2 separate regions of the Homo sapiens genome follow, and region 2 is linked to region 1. The links are chromatin contacts, found by Hi-C or POLR2A ChIA-PET in ENCODE. All regions are on one chromosome and are shown on one strand. Each heading gives the region's core, a stretch centred on a gene start or an enhancer-like site at or near the end of the contact. The rest is flanking DNA. Distances are from core to core; before and after follow the strand shown.

What was found. A loop is a pair of places that touch in the nucleus more often than their neighbours do. ChIA-PET counts read pairs that join two places held with the same protein, here RNA polymerase II (POLR2A). Pooled maps may share reads with other maps.
Region 2: a loop to region 1 is called in a pooled map, with 2.5 times the contacts of the local background. The contact joins two enhancer-like sites. A Hi-C loop is called at or near these places in 8 of 168 maps with a recorded cell type or tissue (CD4-positive, alpha-beta T cell, K562, adrenal gland and 5 more), 2 of 37 single-sample maps with no recorded cell type and 7 of 50 pooled maps. POLR2A ChIA-PET finds 5 or more read pairs at or near these places in 1 of 52 experiments (Caco-2).

What each region holds. Positions count from the first base shown.
Region 1 is chr21:45,428,385-45,434,844 of GRCh38, forward strand. All of the region lies in intron 2 of COL18A1 (collagen type XVIII alpha 1 chain), which reads left to right. Among named protein-coding and RNA genes, the nearest start is that of COL18A1-AS1, 6.5 kb to the left of the region's middle. RefSeq lists a silencer at 2,597-2,781 and enhancers at 2,650-3,648, 3,649-4,645, 5,845-6,460. Within about 2 kb of position 3,792, at least 7 of the 41 ENCODE cell types and tissues checked have a DNase peak (open chromatin) inside an H3K27ac peak, as active enhancers do.
Region 2 is chr21:44,964,535-44,970,994 of GRCh38, forward strand. SLX9 (SLX9 ribosome biogenesis factor) reads left to right here. Exons shown (of 6, transcript NM_058190.4): 4 at 2,500-2,647. Among named protein-coding and RNA genes, the nearest start is that of LINC00163, 26 kb to the right of the region's middle. RefSeq lists enhancers at 3,395-3,975, 5,421-6,236, 6,237-6,460. Within about 2 kb of position 2,402, at least 12 of the 41 ENCODE cell types and tissues checked have a DNase peak (open chromatin) inside an H3K27ac peak, as active enhancers do.

The DNA of each region.
Region 1 (6,460 bases), core at 2,542-5,041:
CAGCCAGGACCGAGGCCACCAGTTTCCACCCTGGCATTTTCCATCTTTTGAAGGACTGGAAACGATTGGATTCTTTAACTTTTTTAAGTTGAGGTGAAATTCACAACGCATAAAATTAACCATCTTAAAGCGAACAATTCGGTGACATTTAGTACAGCCAGAAGGCTGTGCAGCCATCACCACTGCCCAACTCTAGAACATTCACACGCCGGAGAGAGGGAGCCCTGGGCCATCACGCAGCCACCGCCCGGCCCCAAGAACCTGCGAGTCCACTTTCCACCTCTGGATCGGCGGTTCTGGACGTTCATGCAGGTGGTTCCCGCAGTGCGAGGCCTTTTGTTTCGGGCTCCTCTCACAAGCCTCACGTTTCCAGGTACGTCGTGGTGTTGTGCAGACCCACAATTCATCCCTTTTCATGGGTGTGTAATAGTCCACCATAGATTCTCTACGTTTTAAAGCATGTTTTATGTGCCTGAAATGTCTCTGCACTCGAGACTATAGCTTGCTTTCTTTCTTTTCTTTTTTTTTTTTTAATTTGAGACGGAGTCTTGCTCTGTTTTCAGGCTGGAGTGCAGTGGTGCGATCTCGGCTCACTATAACCTCTGCCTCCCAGGTTCAACTGATTCTTTTGCCTCAGCCTCCCGAGTAGCTGGGACTATAGGCGCGCCACCCCACCCGGCCAATTTTTTTGTATTTTTAGTAGAGATGGGGTTTCATCATGTTGGCCAGGATGGTCTCGATCTTCCGACCTTGTGATCTGCCCGCCTCGGCCTCCCAAATTGTTGGGATTACAGGCGTGAGCCACCGCGCCCAGCCGAGACTACAGCTTTCTTTAACTGCATCCCTGGAGGGATCTGAGAGTCTCTTTCCCTGTCTCCTTTCCTTTGGAAAACATTTCAGCCAGGGCTCCCCAAGATGAAAGGCCAGAGTCCCAGGCATGGGCGTTGCAGGTGCACAGTTGCCACGGGGAGCTGTGGGTGATGGTCGCTGTCAGCGATGGCTGCTGCAGGTCCCTGTGAGGAAGGGGCAGTGCCCACAGCAGGAGGAGAGGGAGTCAGCGGACGTTGATTGGCAGTGCCCGCCCATTCCATCATTCAGTCACCCACTGTGCACCCAGCACCCAGGCTCGGCTGCATAGAACATGGCCCAGGAAGGCTCCACTTCCTGTCTCCTCTTCTCCCCTCTCCAGTCTCATGATGGGGCTGGAGGCATCTTCTAGTTTTGAGTTCTGAGCTAATGAACATGCTCATGAGCAGGCGGCAGGATCCCAGGACGGTGGAGCTGGGAGCCTGACTGCGGGTGACGGACAGGCTCTGGCAGCCCCTGTCAGCATCCTCTCCAGGGCATGTGAAAGCCAGTGTGTCCTCAGCTGCCAGTGCCCCCTCCCCACCTCCTCTGGGCCCATGTGCACGGGACCTGGGCTCCCCCAACCAAGCCTGCCCGCCTTGGTTCAGCAGAACGGCTCCTGTCTCTACAGCGGTGCCAGGCCAGGAGTGCTGTGTCTGTGAAGCGGGGTCATGGTTTTGGGGCCCTCATCTCCCTCGCGCCCTCTCATTGGGGACCCCCCGTCTCCCTAGCGCCCTCTCGTCCTCTCCTGCATGTGCTGTGTCTGTGAAGCGGGGTCATGGTTTTGGGGCCCCCCGTCTCCCTAGCGTTCTCTCGCCCTCTCCAGCATGTGAAGTGGGGTCATGGTTTGGGGGCCCCCATCTCCCTAGCGCCCTCTCGTTGGGGACCCCCCGTCTCCCTAGCGCCCTCTCGCCCTCGCCTGCATGTGCTGTGTCCATGAAGTGGGGTCATGGTTTGGGGGCCCCCTATCTTTCTAGCACCCTCTCGCCCTCTCCTGTATGTGAAGTGGGGTCATGGTTTGGGGGCCGCCATCTTTCTAGCGCCCTCTCGCCTTCTCCTGAGCGTGTGGAACTCTGTGGTGGTCAGAGCTAAGGTTCTGAATAGGTCGAAGCACCTCCCCGGTGCCTCTCACCCTGAATGCTCTGGGAGGACACAGCCTTTTCATAGGCTACGACTGACATGGCAGGAGGGGCCTGCCTGCCACCCGGGTCCTCTGCTGCCTGCTGCTTGCTGGGGAGGGGGCTCGAGACTGGGATCCTGGGCTTCTGCTCCAGCTGTGCCCAAGGGAGCTGCTGAGGAGGGACCGGGTGGGGCATCCACTCTGGGCAGGTTCAGGGTCATTCTTGGTGACCCCGGGTCCGGTTACAAAGGCTGATGGAGCGCGTGGGTGGCTGCCTAAGTCTCTGGAAGCCCAAGAATGTGGAGATGGCGCGTCTCGGCCCGGGGTCTCGTGGCTGGTCTGGGAGAACTTGCCTTTATTTCTAGGCAGGAGGCTGCACTGCAAGGGAGCGTCAGTGGCCCGGCTGGCTTTCCCCGGCCCTCAGCCCGCACTCGTCCACCAAAGCAAGCTCCTTTGTGGGGCTGCCCTGGGAAGCCGGGATCACGAGGCTCTGCCGGCCGTGGTCACCCCATGAGGCAGGGTCAGCTCGGGAGCAAGGCGGATCAGATGGAACAGAACACGTAGACCACCTCGCCCGCCCTTAGTCAGCTGGGCCATTGAAAATCAAGTCCGTAGAAAGACCTAGAAATAAGTCCCGGGGTGCCCTTGCCTGTTGACGGGCGGGCCGAGCAGGACTGTTCTCAGGCAGGCACTGGTCTCTTGGCTTCCAGGTGGTTTGTTTGCTGGTTTGAGGCTGGGGGTGACGCTCCTGTGCGGGAGGAGGTCGCATTCCATTCATAGCGGCTTATCTGGGCTGTCAGGCAGGCCTGGGAGGGAGCCTGCCTCTGTGCTCTCCAAGGGTGGGCGACGGACAGACAGGGTGTCCCACCCCTTCTGGGCCAAGGACAGAGGGTCAGTGTTTGCAGAGACCTGGGGAGGCCCAGGTGACCTCCACCGAGCACCTGCTGTGTGCAGGGCCAGTGCTGGCTGCAGAGACAGCGGAGCGTGTGTGGACCCGGCGGCCCAGGGGAGGGGGGCAGGCAGGACCCGGCGGCCCAGGGGAGGGGGGCAGGCAGGACCCGGCGGCCCAGGGGAGGTGGGCAGGCAGGACCCGGCGGCCCAGGGGAGGGGGGCAGGCAGGACCCGGCGGCCCAGGGGAGGGGGCAGGCAGGACCCGGCGGCCCAGGGGAGGGGGGCAGGCAGGACTCGGCGGCCCAGGGGAGGGGGGCAGGCAGGACCAGGCGGCCCTGGGGGTCAGGGGTGGAGGCCAGGCCTAGACGGCCCACAGGAGGGTGGACTCATTCTGACCGATTCCTGGAAGCCCCCGGAAAGTGGTGATGTTCTGGAGGGCCCAGCAGACCCCAAGGCCCCCAAGACAATCCCAGCTGGCTCTCTGCGGCTCTCGGTGTCTGCCATTTGAGACAATTTGGGCACAGGCAGGGCAGGCCGTCGCGGACGGTCTAAGCCGCGCGCATTGGTGGGGGCAGCAGAGCCCCTGCTCTCAGCTCCTCGGGGTACAGCGGGGGTACCAGGCGGGTGAGTGGGTGGGTGGTCACTGCTCCTGCCAAGGGCAGCCCTGGTTTGGTTTGCACTTGCTGCCCTGGTGACGGCTGCTCTCATTCCTGCCCCATTGCTAACAAGGGTGTCATAAGCTACTTTCCCGGCCCACATCCTATTAAGCCCATGGAGACCCTCCCACAGCTGAGCCTGCTGTGGGCTGCAGGCCCTGGGCGGTGCCCACCTCGGTCCCCACTGGCCTCCTTCCAGCACTTTAGAGCAGACACAGGTTGGAGATAAGGAAAGTTCCAGAGCACAGACTGGAACAAGCCCCAGGCCTCTCCCTGCCCCAGCAGGGCCTCCCTGGATTTGGGGGACAGGTGCCCTCATGGGGGGTCCTGAAGGTCAGAGCTGGGGCTGGGGCTGGGCTGGCGGAGGTGGCCTTGGCGGAGGCCACATTCCAGGGTCTCAGTGAGAGTCTGTGGCAGGCAGCCTTGCAGATGCCGCTGAGGGACCCCCCACTTCATGTTGTGGGTGATGTGGTCCATTGATTGCCTCCAGGTTTAAATCAGGTGGATATTTACCTAGCGGCCTCCTCTCCCTCTGCACAGGGCCTGGAGTGGGATGGACTGGGGTGCTCAGCTGGAGGCTCTGCAGACACAGCCCCCTGGGCTATGCAGGCCCTGCTGGGAGCCACATTGCCATTTTTCATCACCCACTTTTTGGGTGAGAACCCCCTCGAGTCCTAACATCTGCCGCATCTCAGAGCCTGTGGCTCCAGTCAGAGCATCTGGACCATACTGCTGGGGTCAGAGCGCGGCAGGACAATGGCCAGTTTCTGTGTGATTGCTGGCGGGAATCTTGAGCCATTCCGTGGGTCCGTGGGCTGGGATCTGGAAGCTTCCTTGAAATGTCTCTGGGCACGTGGCTCTGTGGGTCAGGGTGGGACATGGCCCCGTAGCAGGCTGTCCTACAGCAAAAGCCTGCTCTGTGAGCCAGCCCTGTGCAGGCCTCCCTCGGTACAGCCGGGAGGGGCCTCACCCTCCACCCACAGAAATCAAGGCTGCAGAAGACAGATGCCTGTGCCAACCCCTCCGGCAGAGTTATGCCAAATGTCCCACTAAATTCACCCCTCTAGGGAGAGGTGCCTCCTGCATCTACTTTTCCTAGAATAAGTATGAGAAACCCCAAATAGGTTCTAGAAAAAACAGCAGTGTACACAGATGTTAATCCTCTTCGAAACTTGACTGAGTCATTTAGCCAAAGAAAACAGCAACAATGGCTTCATTTCGAGAGGGTCACGGACACCCTTTCATGTTTGATTCCTTCTGACCTTGTGAGTTTATAGAAGGACAAGGAGAGAGGGACGCGCTGGGTTTGTTCAGATGTGGACAGAAAGTTTGGATGATAGGACAGAACATTTAGTTCAATCTTTCCACTTACGGCTCTTAAAAGCCCTTTATTTTTATAGGTAACATGCTTTAAACAAACTTTAAAATTTGAGGTTGCTAGTACCCATTGTGTGTGGATTGGACCAGCTCCATGAGAGTGGAGCCCGGGAGCCTCTCTGGTCGTCTTTGTGTGCGTCTGTGCCTGTGCCTGGTAGTAGTTCTGTCTGGAAGGTGAGCAGGGCCACAGAGCACCAAGAAAATACCAGGGACTTTGCAGGTCTCGGGTGGATTCAGGTTGATCCAACAGATGCCGGCCCAGGGCCTGCAAGGAGGCTCCTTTCGCGTGGCTGTCGTGGCCCCTGTGAGCTGGGCTTGTCCTATGAGAAGAGCTCCTGCAAGAACACCTTTTGAAGTCACCCCTGGGGGAGATGAGCTGGATGGCATTTGGAGCCCCCAGCAGCTCACATTCCTGAGCTCTTGGTCCCATGTGGGATTCGATAATTTTCTTTACACTGACAGGCAGCATCTCTTTGGCCAGCCGTGTGACTGTTGGGTCATGTGTCTTCTCTGTGCCTCAGTTTTTCTCCCCTGCAAATGGGTTCACTGAAAGCACTGGCCAGGGGAGGGGCTGTGGCATGGCATGACAGGCTGAGGGGCACTGAGCAGGTGCCAGGAGCCAGGTGGTGTCAGGTGAGCCCCCCAGGAACCCCAGTTTTTGTGCACGGTGGGAAAGAGACCATCAGGGGCGGAGGGGAATGAACACCCACCCTTTGGGGGCTCAGGTGCCAAACAGATGTGTGTGCAGGTGCATGAGCCAGGTGTGTGAGCAGGTGCATGGGCCAGGTGTGTGAGCAGGTGCATGGGCCAGGTGTGTGAGCAGGTGCATGGGCCAGGTGTGTGAGCAGACACTTCCTGTGCAAGCCTGTGCTCCTGTGGCTCATGGGTGCATGATCCAGAAACCCAGAGGCAGTGGCTTCACCGGGGGGTGGTGATATTCAAGCTCTTGCAGGAGGGGGTTGTGGCAGGGCAGGACAGAAGCATCTGACCAGAGGGTGCAGGGCCACAGCATTTCTGCCCTCGGGGACAGGCGGCCCGTGCTGGGACGGGCGCAGGAGCTCCTGAAACCTCTGTTCTCAGTTCAGAAACCAGGTACCTTTCCCATCTGACCCCCCAGGCAGCCATTAACAGGTCCAGGTGAGAGAGTCTGTGCATGAGACCTACTTTCCTTGCTCTCTCCGGGGGGGTTTGCAGCAGTTCTGAGCATCAGGCCAGAGGCTGGGACTCCCTGCCTGAGTCGGGGTGAGGGCTTCCCGTGGCTCTGTGAGCTTCAGAGGCTTGGCATGTACAAGCAGGGCTGTTACAACAGCCTTTAAAAAATCATGGAGAAGAACCCAGTGCATCTTCTCCTCAGAGGGTGGCAGAGGCTGAATGAATTTGCATCTGGACGTTCCACTTCCACCTCCTTCCTAACCAAAGACTGTATATGCAGGTGGTTCGTGGATGTATCTGGGCTGACTGGCAGTGGGGAGATGGGGGCTCCCCCACGTCTTGGCGGGGGTCCCGGTGGGTTGCAGCCCCCAGAGCCGGGCTTCCCGGAAAGGGGCATCGCTTCTCTCTTTTGGGCTGT
Region 2 (6,460 bases), core at 1,152-3,651, 470 kb before region 1:
AGTGCCCAGGTAGCGCCTCTATGCTCCACCACACAGCCTGTGCCCCAGCCGTGCCGTGGACAGTGGCTCCCCATGCCCTGTGGGCGGGAGGGTGGGTAGTTGGAACCACACACATGTCCCACTTGACTTTCCCAACCCTCAGTTGTCCTCCAAGGCGGCTGGGCCAGTTCACACCCACCCATCAGCTCCCTCCGTCCTCGAACACTCGATATTATGAAACATTTAAAAATTTGCCAGTCTATGAGGTGCAACATTTCCTTGATTTCTAATCCAGTCGAGTGGCTCCTGCTGTATTTTTTGGCCTTTGATTCCTCTTTGTTTTTAGTATTTAATTCATACATACTGATTTTTAGGAACAGTGTGAGAGGGACTCTGACTCTTTCCCCAGGAGGACCCCAGTTTATCTAACCTCACGTGTCATGCTCACACTTTGCCTGGTCTGCCCTGCGTCCACTGAGTGTTCATCAGCACTTTTGCCACGCTGTTAATTTCTGTTATTTTATAATTTGCTTTAATATCCGATAGCCCTACTTTCTTGTTGCTTGTTCTTTGTAAAAAATGTTTTTACTATTCTTATGCATTTAGTTGTTTTTAAAACATAAAGTTTAGAATTAGCTGCACAGGTTTGACTAAAAATCCCGTTGAAATTTTAGCTGAGGCAGCATCCGATTTTTCCGGAGTAACTGACAGAGAAGAACTGCACTCTCCCGTTGGTTCTCCTGGCTGCTTGGAAGCTGGTGTTTGTGTGGGACCTCCCCTAGGTGCTGCAGATGAGAGCAGTGCTGAGTGTTCCCAGGCCGTGGGTCCCGCCCCGCCACTGCCTCGCTCCCTCCCTCCCCCTCAGAATTGAGTGGGCCGGGTGGGATTGTCGATATTGTGGTCATCTTTTCCTTGCTCGGATTTATCATTGAGTGTCTAATGTTTTGCCCTGAAATGTGATACTCACTGTGGGTTTCTAGCAGCTCATCTGTCAAGGAGCTTCCTTCCGTTTGTGGTTTCATTGTAATTTTTCTCATGCGTGGGCAGTGAATTGTGCAGAATCCTCTGCACACTGGTGGTGGTGACCATAGGCTTTCTTGCCTCTTGAGTGGCCACTGTGGAGGGTCACCCTGAGGCATTTCCCGGGAGAACCATCCTTGCATGCCTGGGGCTCACCCTGCTTGGGCACAAGGTATCCTTCTTTTGAAAGGCTTCTGGCTTTGGCTTGCTGAGGTGCGGGCCTTTGTGTCTGTCCTCACGGGAACCACATGCCTCTGCTTTGCTTTTCCTGGCCTGGGTCTGCAGCCTGTGAAGGAGCCATCTGGCCTGGCCCGCCCCTCCCTACCCCAGCTTCCAGGGTGCCCTGGCTCTCTTTTAATGAGGTGCCGAGTAACGTGTCTACCACAGTCCAGGCAGGGTGGAGTAAGCGCTGGATTCTTACCTTATAAACCCCCGTGATTCCCAAGGCTGTGGAGAGCTGGTGTACACCTTCCAAGCTCTCAACCTGCACTGGGGGCTGAGGACCCAGAGGAAGGGTGGTCTTTGTCCCAGGTTCTTGTCAGTGATTTGGAGCCAGGTAAACACACCCTGCTACAGGGACCCAGGGCAGGGTGGCATCCCCTGATTTCGGGTTGGTCAGGGTGGGCCCTTCACACCTTGTTCTGCGAGCCACCTGCCCTGGGGGCTGAGAGGGGCGCCGCTGTCCCAGACAGCGGGATTGGAGAGGAGCTGGCTGTTGTCACCTCTGGAAACCTGGGCATTCCCCCCAGGGGGCACAGGTCTGCCATGCCCGGGCCTGTGTCACGAGCTGGCAGTGTTTGAGCTGCAGGCCTGTCCCGGTGGGTTGCCCTGAAGAGAGCAGGCCGTCCGCGCTCCACAGCCTCCAGGAGCCACGTGCAGTGAGCAGCATGTCCGAGCATGTGTTCTCTTAGCAGTTTTGAGATAAATACATTTTTAAATTAAATCAAATCCCAAGGCCATACCCCTTCTGTCCAGACCCTGCCCAAATCCCTTCTCTAGCGTGGAGGCCTCAGCCCTACCTGCCACCCCCCATGGCCCCAAGCCCTCAGGTCTGTCCTGGGGCTTCTCCCCTTCCCTCTGGGGAGCCCTCTCCCTCCTGGGAACAAAGCTGAGCCTCCCAGGCTGTGACTTGCCATCTTAAGTTGAGGGCCCCTTTTCCTCATTCCCCTCTGTCCCCTCTGCTCGGTGGCTGTGTGCACTCCCCTACGCGTGCTCCGGCCACAGTTGCCAGCGTCCCTTTGCAGGAGAAATCCTCAGTGGCTGCAGTTCCACCTCATTGTCAGCCCTGCGATTAAAAAGCGCAGCTCTGTCATTAAGGGGAAGAAAATAACTCAAGCCTGCCCGCCCTGCAGGTTCCCAGGGGCGGAATGGGGGTGACAGCGGGAAGGAGAGAGGCAGCAGGGCCGGGCACCCTGCCAGGTCTCTCGTGGGCCAGAGGCTCTGGGCCTGGGCTCCTCCTCTGCCTCTTGTTTGCCTCTAACGTCGTTTCTCCTTCCTTAGAAATCGAAGCCATAAAACTGGCTGAGCAGAAGCACAGGGAGGAGCGGAGGCGGAGGGCCACGGTGGTGGTGGGGGACCTGCACCCTCTCAGGGATGCCCTGCCCGAGCTGCTGGGGCTCGAGGCTGGCAGCCGGCGCCAAGCCCGCAGGTGAGTGTCCGGGAGGGGTGGCCCTTTCCGAGCTGTGGGGCTGACCCGGGTCCAGAGGTGGAGGGATATGAGTGGGAGCCACGGGCCACGGTGCTTCCTGAGCCTGCAGAGGCCGAGAGCTGGGGCTCCAGCCGGTGCTCCGCACAGGTACCCTGTTCTCAGGGCGTGAGCTCGTGAGGCCCGTGGGGGCTGTGGGGGACGTTTCGGGGGCACCCAGGCCCACCCTTGTGAGGAGCCTGGTGGCTCTGCTGATGCCGAGCTCCCTCATGTGCCCCTCCCCCGACATTGACCACAGCTCCTGCCGGGTCCCACTGGGGGTCCCCCCAACTCACTGTTCTGCCACAGCCTCCACCCCACAGAGACCCTGCTGTGCTCAGCTGAGGCCCCTGAGCATCCACCATGCTCTTCTCGTGCCTCTGACAGGGGCTGCAGTCTCCCCTCCTGAGTGGACCTTTCCCTGATGCCCACCTAACACTGCACACCCTGTCCTGCCCCTCACTCTGTCGCACAGAGGGTGGCCCGTGAGGACGGCTCAGGCCTGCTGTCGGGTGTGGTGAGCGTGTGGGACCCACTCATGCAGGGCCCTGGGACACACATCCCAGAGCTTGTCCTCATGGGGCGGGAGCTGCCTCGTGCGTCCTCCCCAGGAGGGACGGGGCCTGATGTGAGTGCGGTTGCTCTCCCGAGCTGTACCTACCTGTGTGGGAAGCACATGCCTCCCAGCCTCACCACGGGTCTGGATGTGGTTTGTTCTTCAGGAAAGAGGCAGGCCCCTGCCCCACCCTTGGCTGCTGGCATCACAGCGCCCCTCCCCCGCCCCCTGCTGAGAGCTGGGGTGGTGGGTTCTGGGCCCTTAGTGCATGAGTGGCCAAGCCAGCGGGCCTGGGCCTGGGCCTGGACCCCAGTGGGGCCCCTCCACCCCCCTGCCCTGGGCAAGGCCTGGTCCCGAGCATGAGCCCTCCTCCTGACGCACTGAGGTGCTCCCTCCAGAACCCCATCACCCAGTGACACAACCCCGCCACCCAGTGACGCAACCCCCAGTGACACAACCCTGCCACCCGGTGACGCAACCCCCAGTGACACAACCCCCAGTGACGCAACCCCGCCACCCAATGAAGATACCACCACCCGGTGACGCAACCCCACCACCCATTGAGCCATTTGCCAGTGGCAGGTTCCATGTGCCCTGACAATGTGGACAGTGTTCCATGTGCCAGCCTGCTGTGGTGTGTGCACCCCAGGACGGCTCAACCAGGAGGGCAGCGGCTGCATGACCCTCCCTGTCACCTCGCAGGGGATGCAGCCTGCTGATAAGCTGCTGCCTGTGGCGCCCGTCTCCCAGGAGCTTGGCTTTCAGGCTCTTTGTGCCTGGGTCACATGCACGTGAAAGGAGAGCAGCCTCTGCCCTTCCCCTGTGGCTGGAAGGCACCACCCAGGTGTGGGTGCTGAGGCTCTGGGCTCAGGCGGGGGCTGTGTAGCCACAGCCCAGCTTTCAGGGCTGGAAAGAGGCCGGACCACTCTGTTCTGTCTCAGCTTCTGGGCCTTCCTCATTCATTTGTGTCATCTCTGTGCTTTTTTTTTTTTTTTTTGGAGACGGAGCCTTGCTCTGTCCCCCAGGCTGGAGTGCAGTGGCACGATCTTGGCTCACTGCAAGCTCCGCCTCCTGGGTTCACACCATTCTCCTGCCTCAGCCTCCCAAGTAGGTGGGACTACAGGCGCCCGCCACCATACCTGGCTAATTTTTTGTATTTTTAGCGGAGACGGGGTTTCACCGTGTTAGCCAGGATGGTCTAGATCTCCTGACCTCGTGATCCAGCCGCCTCGGCCTCCCAAAGTGCTGGGATTACAGGCGTGAGCCACCGCGCCTGGCCTAATTTTGCTGTTTAAAAAATAATTTTCTTTCTCCTACTAACTTTCCATCTGGGCAGAAAGCAGGGGCTGTGTGCAGTGTCAAACCTGGGGTCCATCCTTTCATGGCCCAGCTGCCCAGGCTCGAGGGTGGCAGGTCACGCGCTGCAGGCCCAGGCAGCTCCAGGCTGGCATCCCGCGGCGGAGGCACCAGAGCACTGGGTCCAGAATAGGAGCGGCCGCCCGGAGTGGCGATGTGATGACCGAACATTCCTGGTTCTTGGACAAAAATGTGACCCTGGTCAAGTATCCTTTCCCTGTTTTCAGTTTTCTCATCTGAAAAATGTGCTTGGCGCTCCCAGAAGGGAGAGGGCTGTATCAACACCCAGCCCCCAGGCCGAGGAGGATGTGCCCCTGCCTCCCTGCGGGGCTCTGGGCCGGGAAGGCACATCTGCTCTCAGCCCTGAGAGCCTCCTGTCGCTGGGAGTCCCCGTCCCTCCTCAGATGTGGCTCAGGCAGCAGTGCCTCCTGACCCTGGGGGAGCTCTTGGAATCAGCCCTATTTTAGACAGGCTTTAGATTCGTAGAAAAATGGCAAAGATGGTGCCAAGAGCTCCATGCAGCTCCCCCGTCCCCGCATGCTGTTGCTCTGACATGAGTGTGGTACGTTCGTCACATGGAAGGAACCAGTATCAACAGAGAAATAGTGAGCGTTAAGTAATTAATAGTTAACTAAAGCCCATACCTTAGGTTTCCTTCATTTTTCCCTAACGGACTCTTTCTGCCTCAGGATCCGTACAGGATCCCACGTGACATTCAGATGTCATGGCTCCCTCGGCCCGTCTTGGCTGTGAGTTTCTCAGACTCCTCTTGGTTTTAATGACCTTGACTGTTCTGAGGAAGCTGCCTGTCAGCTGAAGATCTGTCTGATGTTTTTCTAATGGGTACAGGAAGGGACTGGGTTTGGGGAGGAAGCCCCCAGAGGCGAAGTGCCACTGTCACTCCACTGTATTGGGCACACCCTGTCACCTGACTCACCGTGAGGCTGAGCTGGCCCCTGCTGGGTTGAGACCCCCCCTCCATGCTGTCCGCTTTGGGAGGAAGTCGCTCTGCAGCCCTGGCCTCGGGGTGGGGGTTGTGCTCTACCTCCTGGAAGACACAGCAGTGACAGAGACTGTTTGGAATCCTGCTGGGAAAGGAGCTTTGTCTCTTCTCCCCGTGTATGTGTCGCTCATGCGCCGGTGTTGGTCTGGACAGATGGATGTTTAGTTTACACACAGCGTTACTTGATTTTGGTGCCGAAACTGTTCCAGCATTGGCCGCTGGGAGTTCTTGCAGTTGCCCCCAGCTCCCTTTGGCCCCATTGACGTGGGGGTCGTATTTTTAGCTCTTTCCCACTGCCGAGCACCAACAGGTAACCCAGGCGCATCTTGGACATCTCCTGCCAGTCCTGCTGTTTCTCTAGGGAGCCCTGGCCCCTGTATTGCAGGAGGTGTGAGACCCTGAGATCTGGGGCTCGGTGCGCCTGTCCCAGGATCTGGGGTTTGGCGTGCCTGGGCGGCGGGCCGTGTCTCTGGGAACTGCATCTTGGTCCCGGCAGGCAGGTCTGCCCCACTGACCACCACTCTTGGACTCTGATGTGCTTTGGGCTTGAGGGGTCAGCAGGCGAGCACCAGTGGCCTGGGAGGCTGGAGGGTGGACAGCCTCTCCCTCCCAGCCTGGAGCTCTGTCTCTCACTTCTCCCCTTCCCACCTAGTGGGGAGAACATATGGCTTGGGCTGGCAGAGCTGTCCTTGTGGAACCCAAGCATTGGGTCCTTGCCCCACGGCCCCTCCCAACCCTCAGTCCCCTCAGTCCCCTCCCAACCCAGCTCCCTCAATCCCCTGTCCTGGCGCCCTGCCCTGAGGGCCTCATGCCCCTGGGGTGCAGGATGCAGAGCTGGAATCTCAGAGGCCAGGGCAGGGCC